2 separate regions of the Mus musculus genome follow, and region 2 is linked to region 1. The links are chromatin contacts, found by Hi-C or POLR2A ChIA-PET in ENCODE. All regions are on one chromosome and are shown on one strand. The core of a region is the stretch at or near the end of the contact, and the rest is flanking DNA. Distances in the headings are between cores, read along the strand shown. Region 1 has its middle 17 kb from the start of 9330102E08Rik. Region 2 overlaps Tead4 (TEA domain family member 4).

Region 1 (5,692 bases), core at 1,596-4,095:
TGGAACATCTTTCCTCCCTGGGCCTTCCCTCCAGGTTCCTTCATGCCCTGACTTCATTCAAAGATGGTTGTGATCTAGACATATAAGCTAAACACACCTATTCTTCCCTAGGCTGATGTTGGTCAGAGTGTTTTTATCACAGCAACAGAAAGGAAACTAGGACATGTATGTTTAAGGAGAAGTTAGAATAAGGCGGCTCTCTGCTCCTCCCTGTTCCAGAGACAGCCGCATCTTCTTGTGCAGTGCCAGCTTCGTCCCGTAGACAAAATGGTGAAGGTCGGTGTGAACGGATTTGGCCGTATTGGGCGCCTGGTCACCAGGGCTGCCATCTGCAGTGGCAAAGTGGAGATTGTTGCCATCAACGACCCCTTCATTGACCTCAACTACATGGTCTACATGTTCCAGTATGACTCCACTCACGGCAAATTCAATGGCACAGTCAAGGCCGAGAATGGGAAGCTTGTCATCAACGGGAAGCCCATCACCATCTTCCAGGAGCGAGACCCCACTAACATCAAATGGGGTGAGGCCGGTGCTGAGTATGTCGTGGAGTCTACTGGTGTCTTCACCACCATGGAGAAGGCCGGGGCCCACTTGAAGGGTGGAGCCAAAAGGGTCATCATCTCCGCCCCTTCTGCCGATGACCCCATGTTTGTGATGGGTGTGAACCACGAGAAATATGACAACTCACTCAAGATTGTCAGCAATGCATCCTGCACCACCAACTGCTTAGCCCCCCTGGCCAAGGTCATCCATGACAACTTTGGCATTGTGGAAGGGCTCATGACCACGGTCCATGCCATCACTGCCACCCAGAAGACTGTGGATGGCCCCTCTGGAAAGCTGTGGCGTGATGGTCGTGGGGCTGCTCAGAACATCATCCCTGCAATCCACTGGTGCTGCCAAGGCTGTGGGCAAGGTCATCCCAGAGCTGAACGGGAAGCTCACTGGCATGGCCTTCCGTGTTCCTACCCCCAATGTGTCCGTTGTGGATCTGACGTGCCGCCTGGAGAAACCTGTATGTATGGGGAGAGCTGGGCTTGTCTCTGGTGTGACAGTGACTTGGGACAAGGATAGTCATCTTGGGGTTTGTTCTTATCAGGCCAAGTATGATGACATCAAGTAGGTGGTGAAGCAGGCATCTGAGGGCCCACTGAAAGGCATCTTGGGCTACACTGAGGACCAGGTTGTCTCCTGCGACTTCAACAGCAACTCCCACTCTTCCACCTTCGATGCCGGGGCTGGCATTGCTCTCAATGACAACTTTGTCAAGCTCATTTCCTGGTATGACAATGAATACGGCTACAGCAACAGGGTGGTGGACCTCATGGCCTACATGGCCTCCAAGGAGTAAGAAACCCTGGACCACCCACCCCAGCAAGGACACTGAGCAAGAGAGAGGCCCTATCCCAACTCGGCCCCCAACACTGAGCATCTCCCTCACAATTTCCATCTCAGACCCCATAATAACAGGAGGGGCCTAGGGAGCCCTCCCTACTCTCTTGAATACCATCAATAAAGTTCGCTGCACCCCCCAAAAAAAAAAAGAATAAGGCGAAAGTGAAATAGGTTATTAGGTTTCTTTGCACGTTCAAAAAGATAGAACTGACTTACTCTCTCTTTGAAATAATTCTTCCATACCAACTACATTATATAGCATATATTTAAACATATCCAGATAAACAATATCGAGGTTCAAAAACAAGTTTTCAAGTACATCTGTTTTTCTTCAGAGCTGGGACTGAATCCAGGACCTCACTGATGGGGAGCCAGCACTCTGCCAACCTACAATACCAGTAACCACAAAAAACCTTCCAATCACGAAAATGAAAAGATAAAAACAAAATATCAATTCTAGTGGAGGGTAAAGCACGCACTTCAAAGCAGAACATGATTATGATCAGCTGCTTCTAGCTGGTAATCTTCAAAGTAAAAACTTTGGCCCAACAAATCTTTGAGTCTCACTTTCACCTAGCTAGGGCACAGCGCGCCCCCTACTGGGAGTTCCTGACTGAATTAAAAAGCTCACTTTTAATATATACTTGAGGAGTTTAACACCAATGTTTGAAACTTTAAGGGATTTTACAACTCATCGTCGTACAGTTATTTGTTTCTTGTGCCCATAAAGTTCATTTTCAACATTTTCCATCAGAACCATCCTAGCCTCGCAACAAACGTCAGGGCTCTCATATCTCTCTGCTTTTCCACTACCTCTCCCATGATGCCTTCCATTCCCTCCCACCCTAGGTGAGTCTCGACCTGGATGCTGAGAATAAAACCCAGGTCCTCTGCAAGGTTCTTTTAACCACGGAGTCAACTCTCCATCCACCTCCCACACTAGGACCCGCACCTTCCAAATCCCACTGAGGGACTTCAACTATGACCCCCTGAGCCCCCGCGAGTTTCCGTAGCTCGGCTGGGTGGGTGGGAATGTGGTGTGCTCCGGAGGTATAGATCGCTTTGGTCTGCGCCTGCCCGGAGGAGTCGGGAAACAGCAGCCACAGCTCCTACCTTCCCAGCCATGGTCTAGAACGACTAGCTTGGGCACTGGCCACAGACAGAGTCTGGCAGTTCTAAACTCCACCCCAAGCTGACCACTGAATCCCTGGGCTCTGCCTCTCACACTTTGTTAAGTTTATCCTTCAGTTATTGCACCACTCTCGAGCAACAAGCACCGCCCACAGACTGGTGCCTCAGGCCCGGGCTCCGCCTCTTGCCTGCCTACGTTCCGCCCTCGTCCTGTTGCTCCCCACCGGGCTCCGCCTCTCGCGCACCAAGCCCCGCCCTCAGTCTATTTCTCCACATCCGGGCTCTGCCCTCTGGACCCCTGAGCTCCGCCCTCAGCCGCTGGCGTCACACCGAGGCCCCGCCTCCCACGTGCCAGCGCTCCTCTCCCAGCGCTCACCGGTCCTTCCAGCAGTCCTCAGGTTGCACGCGACCGGCAGTGAGCTTCCACTGGGTAGGGGTGGGAAGCCGGTGGCTCCGGGCAGCGGTGATAACCCAGCAAGGAAGCAGAGTCGCATTTCGGAGCGTCCACTCGTAACGCGGCCTCTCGCACACGGAGCTCGTAGTCCAGGGGAGAGGAGGCCAGGGCGGCCCTGGAGAGGTTGTAGGTGCAGCGGATCGGCCGTAGAGACCCCGTCGGACTCAGGAAGGCACTGTCAGCCGCTCGGAGCGGAACCCCTTTCCCAGACAGTAGAGTCACCCCTCCCCCTCCGGGGACCGTTACTGGTCGCCTCCTGAAGGATCAATCTGGGATTGTCCGCTAAAGTGGCCTTAGGCACCGTTAGTCTAGGGCTCGCTGGCTTGTGGCCTCAGAAGGTAATGCTCTGGGGTACCACTTTTATGTAGGGATTGTGCCCGGGGCTGGGGCATGGGCGGGAGCTAACGTCCACAGGCAGTGCCAGCAATATGCCAAATGCACCAAGCACCAAGGCAAAGCCACAAGGCTGTAGATGTCTTCTTTCAGGCAACCCAGTTTTGTGCTAAACCTCAATAGACTTTCTTTTGTCAGGACCATGGCAAAGAGTGGAACACCAGCTATTCAGGATGTAGATGAAAGTCGCTCCCCAAAACTAAGAGTGGTGTGAATTATATTTAGTCCCTGCCTCCAAGGGTTTATTAAGATAATTTAAAATGCCTTTGAGATGACAAAAGTTAAGACTCATCATTTTACTTAGATTTGCCTCCTATGGTTATAATTTTAGGCTCCTTCATAAATCCTACTAACATTTTACTATATATTATTTTTTCATTCATCAATTTCATTTCATCCTCCATTCCCTTCAGTACCACAACAGGACTACTTAATCCTTAGAGGATGTACAGCCAAACAAGGTGACTAGCCATCGGCCAGGAGAGCTTATTAAAAGATTTCATTTCTTGGGCATCCAGGTAACTTATCCACAAAAACTCATTGGTTTTTTAAAAAAAATTATTTATGTGTTTTGGTGTTATGACATATATATGTATGTATGAACCCTTGGAACCCTGAAACAGGAGTTACAGACATGAGCTGCCATGTGGGTGATGGGAATTGAACCCAGGTCCTCTGGAAGAAAAGCCAGTGTTCTTGAGTCATCCTGTTCTGGGATTATTTTTCAAGACATTTCTCATCTGTGCCTTAAAGACTAATAGAACTGTAACTTTTAAGTGTATCTTAAAGGGCATTTTTTTTTTCCTGGAAGAAAGGTTTATTGCATAAGGAAATCAATAGTGTGAAGGTAATTAAAATATTTTTAATTTATGCAAAAGTGTTTCATCTGTATGAAAGTTTTTGTTTGCTGCATCGTAGTAGTCAAGAAGTTCTGGAGAATTTCAGATTTTCAAGATTAGGGACATTTAATCATTTGTTTTTTTTTTAATTTTTTGTTTTCTTTGGAAAGTTTTGGTAGGTTTACTTTCTATTACTTCCACATCTAGGGGGTGGGGTGTGTGTCTCAATATATTGCCTGTACCTGTCTCTAACTCCAAGGCACAAGCAATTCTCCTGCCCAATCATATGCTGGAATTACAGGATTGTGACTTCATAACCTTCTACCTATATTTTGATAAGACATTGGATTTACAGTTTGATAGTGACATGGGATAAGAATTTGGGGACTGTCAAAAAATATATATGAGAACTTAGAAGCCTGGAGAGCAGAGTGTTATGGATTGAATTAGGTTCCTTAAAAACTTATATGTTAGCCTGGTACAGTGCCATATATATCTATAATTCCAGCACTTGCAAGATAGAGGTATGAGAATGACAAATTCAAGGCCATTCTTGCATATATATATATATATATATATATATATATATATATATATATATAGAGAGAGAGAGAGAGAGAGAGAGAAAGAGAGATGGATATAGTGAGTTTGAGGCCTGGCTTGGCTATATGAAACCTTGTTTTATATATATATATACATATATATGTATATATACACATATACATATATATATATATATACACACACACATATATATGTATCAAGAAAAATCCCCAATGATATCATATGGTTGCCCTCCCAGACTAATATAACCATTGTCAAGAAAGTAAAATGGCCCAGGTACAGGGTGTATGTCTGTCATCCCAGAACTCAGTACAGCAGGACAAGAGCCTGGGTTACATAATGGCACTACCTGAAGAAGCAAATGGAAAGACAATACAGAGGGCTGGAGAGATGGCTCCATGGTTCAGAGCTCTTATTATGCCAGGCATGGTATCAACCTTCTTTAACCCTAGTACTCAGGACACAGAGTCAGGCTGATCTCTGTGCGTCCAAGGCCAGTATGTAGAGGGACTTTTTTAACTCCCCCCCCTAAACAACAACAACAACAAGCAGCTCTTGTTGCTTTTGCAGAAGACCTTGGTCCCCAGCACCAAAATGGTAGTTTACAACCTCTTATAACTACAGACGAAGGGGATCTAATCCCTCTTCTGACCTCCATGTGCACCACCACACCTGTGAAATCACATAGATACATGCTGGCAAAACACTTGTACACATTAAATCTTTAAAAGGTTTTCTTTTTTAACGATAATACAGATTGGGAAAACAATTTGCAAGCTCTGTCTCTTACAGTCTGTCTTGAATATATGAATAACTCTAAACTCAACAAAAGACAGCCCTATTTAAAAATGAGAAGCGATGCTAGGCAAGTGGCTAAAGTCTGTATTTCTGGCTACTAGGGAAGTTGAGGCAG
Region 2 (5,692 bases), core at 1,181-3,680, 85 kb before region 1:
GAGAAGAGGTAGAACAGTGCTACCCCTCCCCCTCCCCCATCGTCAACCCCACCATCACCCGTGAACGACTGCTCCTGGCTTAGCACCCGCTGTAGAACCCACTTCAGAGGAAGAGGCTCAGGTTCCGGTGGGCATCCTCTCTGGCTGGCCAGTGTTAGGTACCTGGTCTTTCATGCATGGTGGGTCAGGCAAATCTATCTCCACCCAGAAAAAAACAAAGCTATTGCCCCAGCCTGCACCTCAGCCATTTACATGGCCTTATTTCCAAATGGAATGACCATTTGTTCTGGAATGGGAGGTGGGGTGCTTGGCAGGCCTTCAGGGGTGCTGGGGGTGTGGCTGAGACTCAGTGGGACTCAGTGGGGTGAGTTTTCTGGGTCAGGGTGGCTCCTCTGATTTGGTAACCTTGGTCCAGTGTCTCTGTCTTCTTCCCCATCTCTTGGCTCTCAGACATTTCTATGGTAAACGAGCCAAGGCTAGATGGATGCTGCCTCCTATCTTTTTTTGGAGCTGGGCCTTCGTGTGTACTGGGGGGCATGGCTCTGTCATGGTAGAGTGTTCCTTCTCCATGAAGGTCTTGAACTTAGTGAGGGACCGAGCTCCAGCTACTGGTTTGTGCTTCACCTCAGATCCTGGATGGATAAGGGTAGCCCCGAGTGCCTGGGGGAGTAACTGAGGGCTAGCCCAACCTAAGGCTGGGGAGTAAACCTTAGTGTGTGCAGCATCTGCCCCAGGGGATGCATGATGGGAGTCCGTTCTCTTCTACCATGTGGGTCCTGGAGATTGAAAGCTTGGCTGCAGGTACCTTTACCTACTGGACCATCTTTCTGGCCCTAAATAGACTTTTTTCCCCCCTTTCACTATGGAGCTGTGGTTGGCTTGGAACTTGGTCAGTAGACCAGGCTGGCTTCAAACTCACAGAGATTCAAGCTTGCAGATTGACTCTGTCTCCTGCACCAAACCCAGTAACTAGGTTTAAAAAATAACAGTTTGGGGGCCGGAGAGATGGCTCAGTGGTTAAAAGCTAAAGGCCTGCGTTGCTTTTGCAGAGGATCTTAGTTCACTTCCCAGCACCCGTGTCCCAGCTCTGTGTCCCAGCTCAGGATCTCAACTCGAGCGCTGGGGGATCTGACACCCTCTGACACGCACGTGCACGTAGCCACCAGGCACAGACATCTGTGCATACACATAATCAAAGTAACAAAGGAAACCTTAAATATGTTTCCATTTGGAGTTTATAGACAATGGAGGAGAAAGTAGAGAGGCCCCAGATTTATGCCTCTTCCCCCAGTTTTTCTGATTGCTAATATCTCAAGTCAGTGTGGTGCCCATGGGATAGCTGAGCTGGTGTTAGCAGGCAGACAGCTTGCAGAAAGGCTTACTCTGGGGCTCAGAGCCCGCATAACGGTATGTACTCACCATGGCAGTACCAGGCAGGAGAATTCCACAGCCCTAAAAGTCCTTTTCATCTTTACCCCAACTCCAGATAACCTCATGCTTCACTTTATCCCCTTGAGACAGGGTCTTCCTGAACCTGGTGATGGGGTAGTGGCTAGCAAGCCCCAGAGATCTGTCCGTCCTCCCCTCCTCTTCCCTCCTGCCCTGGGAGGTGCAGGTCTGTGAAATCTCAACTCAAGCATTTGCCCAGCAAGTATTGTCACCCACAGAGCCGTGTCTCTGATCTGAGCTGGCGGGCGTCCTTCTCCCACCTCTCTTAGGCTGAGCTTGAAACTACAGTCTCTCAAGACTCTTATCTTCCTCAGTTTCTCTGGGTTTGTGAGCCCCCCGTGTTTTGTCGTTTCTAGGATGGTTGAGAAGGCAGAGACTCATCTTTTCAGACTCTTCCCCCATGGCTTGATAGCAAGTGCCTTTTTTCATATCTGAATACTATTCCACAGTCTTGACCTTTTCTTTTTGGAGTTCAAAGAGGCCCAGTGTAAGCTTTCTAGAGGTTCCAGCAGTCTATGGCAAACTTGAGTCTAATTCTCCCCCGCCCCCCCCCCTCCAGCCCGTTTCCAGGGGTGTAAAAGCGTGTTTCCTCATGGCCTTGTTGCCCACTGTGAGGCCCCAGACTGAGGGTGGAGGGGTGTGGAAGCCAGTTGCTGTGACCCACTTCCTGGAGGTATTAGGGACAGGTCGGCAGACACCCACAGCTCAGCTGTTTGGAAAGGCTAGCTTGGGTCTGGCTCCGAAGTTTCCGAAGAACAGAGGCTGGGGTGCTGATATGAGTAGGGTGTCCTCCGCAGCCACGCTCAGGCTGAGCTTGAGCCCTGTGGTCTCTTAAGACTCTTATCTCCCTCCATTTCTCTGGGTCTGGGAGCTTCCCTTCCCACCTCTCCCACGTGAGGCTCCGCCCGGGTTTCCTTTCCCCAAGTGCTTCCCCGCCCACTTACGGCTCTGCCTTTCATTCCTCCTGATTCACACACAGCCTCCCCCTCCTCCGCCCCTCCCTGCAACGCTGCTGTAACTCCAAGGCAGTACCCTGGTACTCACGGCCAGGCTCTGATGGATTCACATTGTTTATGTATTGGTTTGTTGGTTTTAGAGACCTGGGGTTCATCTGGAGCCTTGCCTGAGTAGCTCAGAACTACCTACCAACAGGCCAGGACACCCGAACCCTCACCACTAGCGGCATGGTTATATTTTGGATGAGTTTACAGATTGGTCTTGAATTTGGGGCTCTCTTCCTGCCTCAGTCCCCAGAATTCTGGGATTACAGGCATTAATTCACCATACCTGGCTACAATTTTTGTTGCTAAGGTTCAAACTCTGTCTGGCTCATTGCATGCAAGTGGACACTCAAGGAGCTGAGCAGCCACATAGCTGATAAGAGCTAAGTTGGAACTCTGGAAGCGTCTTTTAAGTAAACTAGATTCTAATCGAAATCAGAATGAAGGCCCAGTTAGTGGTGATTGTAGGCACTGGGACACCTAGGTTTGGCTTGATCCCATCTGTGCATTGCTGGGATGGAGACAGGAGATCTGTGAAAGGCAGGTGCTAGTTCACTGAGCCAAACCCTTCCCAAGTCATAGCACACACACACACACACACACACACACACACACACAGAGGCACACACATAGATTCACACACAGAGAGACACAGAGAGAGAGACACACACAGAGACACACAGACACACACATAGAGACACACACACGTACAGACACATACACCCTCACAGACACACCCAGACACACACCCTCCACAGACACACACAGACAAATACAGACACACCACACCCCCACCAAACACCCCTACAGACACCTACATACACACACACAGACACACAGACACCCCCTCCCACAGATACACACACACAGACACTCCCCCAGATACACACAAATACACACACACACACCATACACATGCATACACACACACATACACACACCACACACACACACACACACACACACACACACACACACACACACACACACAGTAGAAGGCCTCTTTCCCATCTCCAGCAAGCCGGCCTCATCTTTAGAAAGTCACTCTGGGGTCAGTTTTTCTGGCTGAGTAAGTGGGCCTGTGCCCAGGGCCGGCCCCTTCGCTTGTTTTCTTTCCCCTGCTCGTTCTCCTTCCTCTATTCTCCAGGAACCATCCACCCACCGCTGACAGGAAACTTTCTTGTTTGGTCAACTTCATTTCCAACTACAAACAAGCCACCTTTCTTTGTCATCTGTACTTTGGGGTCCCCTGAAGTGCCTTCTCCGTCACATCGTTTTTTCTTCCTGACTCTTTTTTTTTTCCCCTCCTTTTTTCTCAGGGTCTTACTATGTAGCCCTGGCTGACTTTGAATCTGCTATGTAGATCAGGCTGGTCTTGAACTCACTGGTATCCTGCCTTTGCCTCTTGGAATTAAAGGTGTGTCATCTTTCCTGGCTTTTTAATGACTTTTAAATGCCAAGGAACAGAGATAAGGTGGTAGTTGTCTGTAACCCAGCACCTGAGGCAAAAGCACCATAGGTCCAAGGACTCTGTGTGTGTGTGTGTGTGTGTGTGTGTCTGTGTGTGTCTGTGTCTGTGTGTGTGTGTCTGTGTGTCTGTAGAGCAAGCCCACACCTCAAACCCAACAGATAAACAGTTCTTATGGTAAAATACTACAGGCCAGGCCTGGTGGTGCAGATTTGCAATCCAGAGGCTGAGGCAGGAGGATTACAAATTCAGGGCCTGTCTGGGCTTTACAATATATTTGAGGGCAGCAAGAGCCCATCTCACAAGGTAAGAAGAGGATTGGTAATGAGCTTAATGTAGAACGCTGGCCCAGCATGTGTGTGAGGCTCTGTCTTCAATCCCTAGGACCTCAAGTAGTCAATCAAATATACACATGGAAAAATACCCTCGTAGCGTGTTTTGGTTTTTCTTCCCTTCCTTCTGCCTCCCCCTCCCCTCTCTCCTTTTTTGATAAGTTGAAATTAGCCGGGCAGTGAATGTACACTGTAGCTGTCTTCAGACACTCCAGAAGAGGGAGTCAGATCTCATTATGGATGGTTGTGAGCCACCATGTGTTTGCTGGGATTTGAACTCAGGACCTAGGGAAGAGCAGTCAGTGTTCTTAACCACTGAGCTATCACTCCAGTCCATGTTGTATAATCTAAGATAGACTATAGCTTGCAACATAGCTCAGGCTGGCCAAGAACTCTTCAGGACTGGCTGCCTTGGTTTATTTTGGGGGGCCCGGTTTGAGAGAGAATCTCACTACATAGACAAAGGTGCCTTGAACTCACTGAGCTCTGCCTCCTGAGTGCTGGGTTAAAGGTGTGTGGGATCACAGGTGTGCACTACCACTTGACTCTACGTGGGGGTAGCTCCGGCTGAGTTTCACAGGCTGGCCCGCAACTTGCAATCCCCTTGCTTCAGTCCCCCGAACACTGGGCTTGCGAACATGTGCTACTATGCCCAGCTTTTCATCGTAATACGTAATTTTTAGTTTATGTGTATTTTGCCTGCATGTATGTCTGTGCACCATGTGTGTGCAGTGCCTCCTGGATGCTGGAAGATGTCAGATGCTCTGGAGCTGGTGTTAGAGATGGCTGTGCACCGCCATGTGGATGCTGGGAACCAAACCTGGGTCCTCTGCAAGAGTAGCAGCCGCTCTTGACCACTGAGCCACTACTTCAGCTCCTCTGCAAGGCTGACTCCTTTACATCTGCAGTTTTGTGCTTAAACACCTATCACTATCACCGTCACCCGTTCCCTTAACGTTTTATCCTTGCCTACAGAATCTCTACTGAAAAAGAAAAGTTTTTCTCTCTCCTCCCAGCTTCTGGTAACTACTATTCTCCTTTCTAGCTCTGAATTTGACTGTTGTAAGTACTTCTTGTAAAAGTGGCCAAAGATGGAGGATATTGTGTCTGGCGTCTTCTGGCTCATTCCACTTTGTAGAATCTGTTCCGTGTTCACCCATGTTGAGGCATGTATCAGTTATTATTGTTTTTTTCTGATTGGATACTATTCCATCGAGTGGTTATACCATATCTTGTTTTTTCATTGGTTGAGGGACACCTGGGCTGTTTTCACCTTTGGAGAATTCTGGAATCTTCCTGCCGGAAGCTCACCTCGCACACTGGCTGTGGTACTCTGAGCCTTGAGCTCAGCATCACCCACCCCTCCACAGTCCTTTACCTATGTTATTCTCAGTAGGCACAATTTCTTTGTTTGTTCTTTGAGACAATGTCTCACGACTTGG

Evidence for each region. Hi-C counts contacts between places; a loop is a spot of excess contacts on that map. ChIA-PET counts read pairs that join two places held with the same protein, here RNA polymerase II (POLR2A).
Region 2: POLR2A ChIA-PET joins it to region 1 with 35 read pairs in embryonic stem cell. The contact joins two enhancer-like sites. A Hi-C loop is called at or near these places in 1 of 37 maps with a recorded cell type or tissue (T-helper 2 cell). POLR2A ChIA-PET finds 5 or more read pairs at or near these places in 4 of 5 experiments (Patski and embryonic stem cell).

What each region holds. Positions count from the first base shown.
Region 1 is chr6:128,197,809-128,203,500 of GRCm38, reverse strand. It overlaps the pseudogene Gm4691. Among named protein-coding and RNA genes, the nearest start is that of 9330102E08Rik, 17 kb to the right of the region's middle. Within about 2 kb of position 2,845, at least 1 of the 3 ENCODE cell types and tissues checked has a DNase peak (open chromatin) inside an H3K27ac peak, as active enhancers do.
Region 2 is chr6:128,282,654-128,288,345 of GRCm38, reverse strand. All of the region lies in intron 1 of Tead4 (TEA domain family member 4), which reads left to right. Among named protein-coding and RNA genes, the nearest start is that of Tead4, 15 kb to the left of the region's middle. Within about 2 kb of position 2,430, at least 1 of the 3 ENCODE cell types and tissues checked has a DNase peak (open chromatin) inside an H3K27ac peak, as active enhancers do.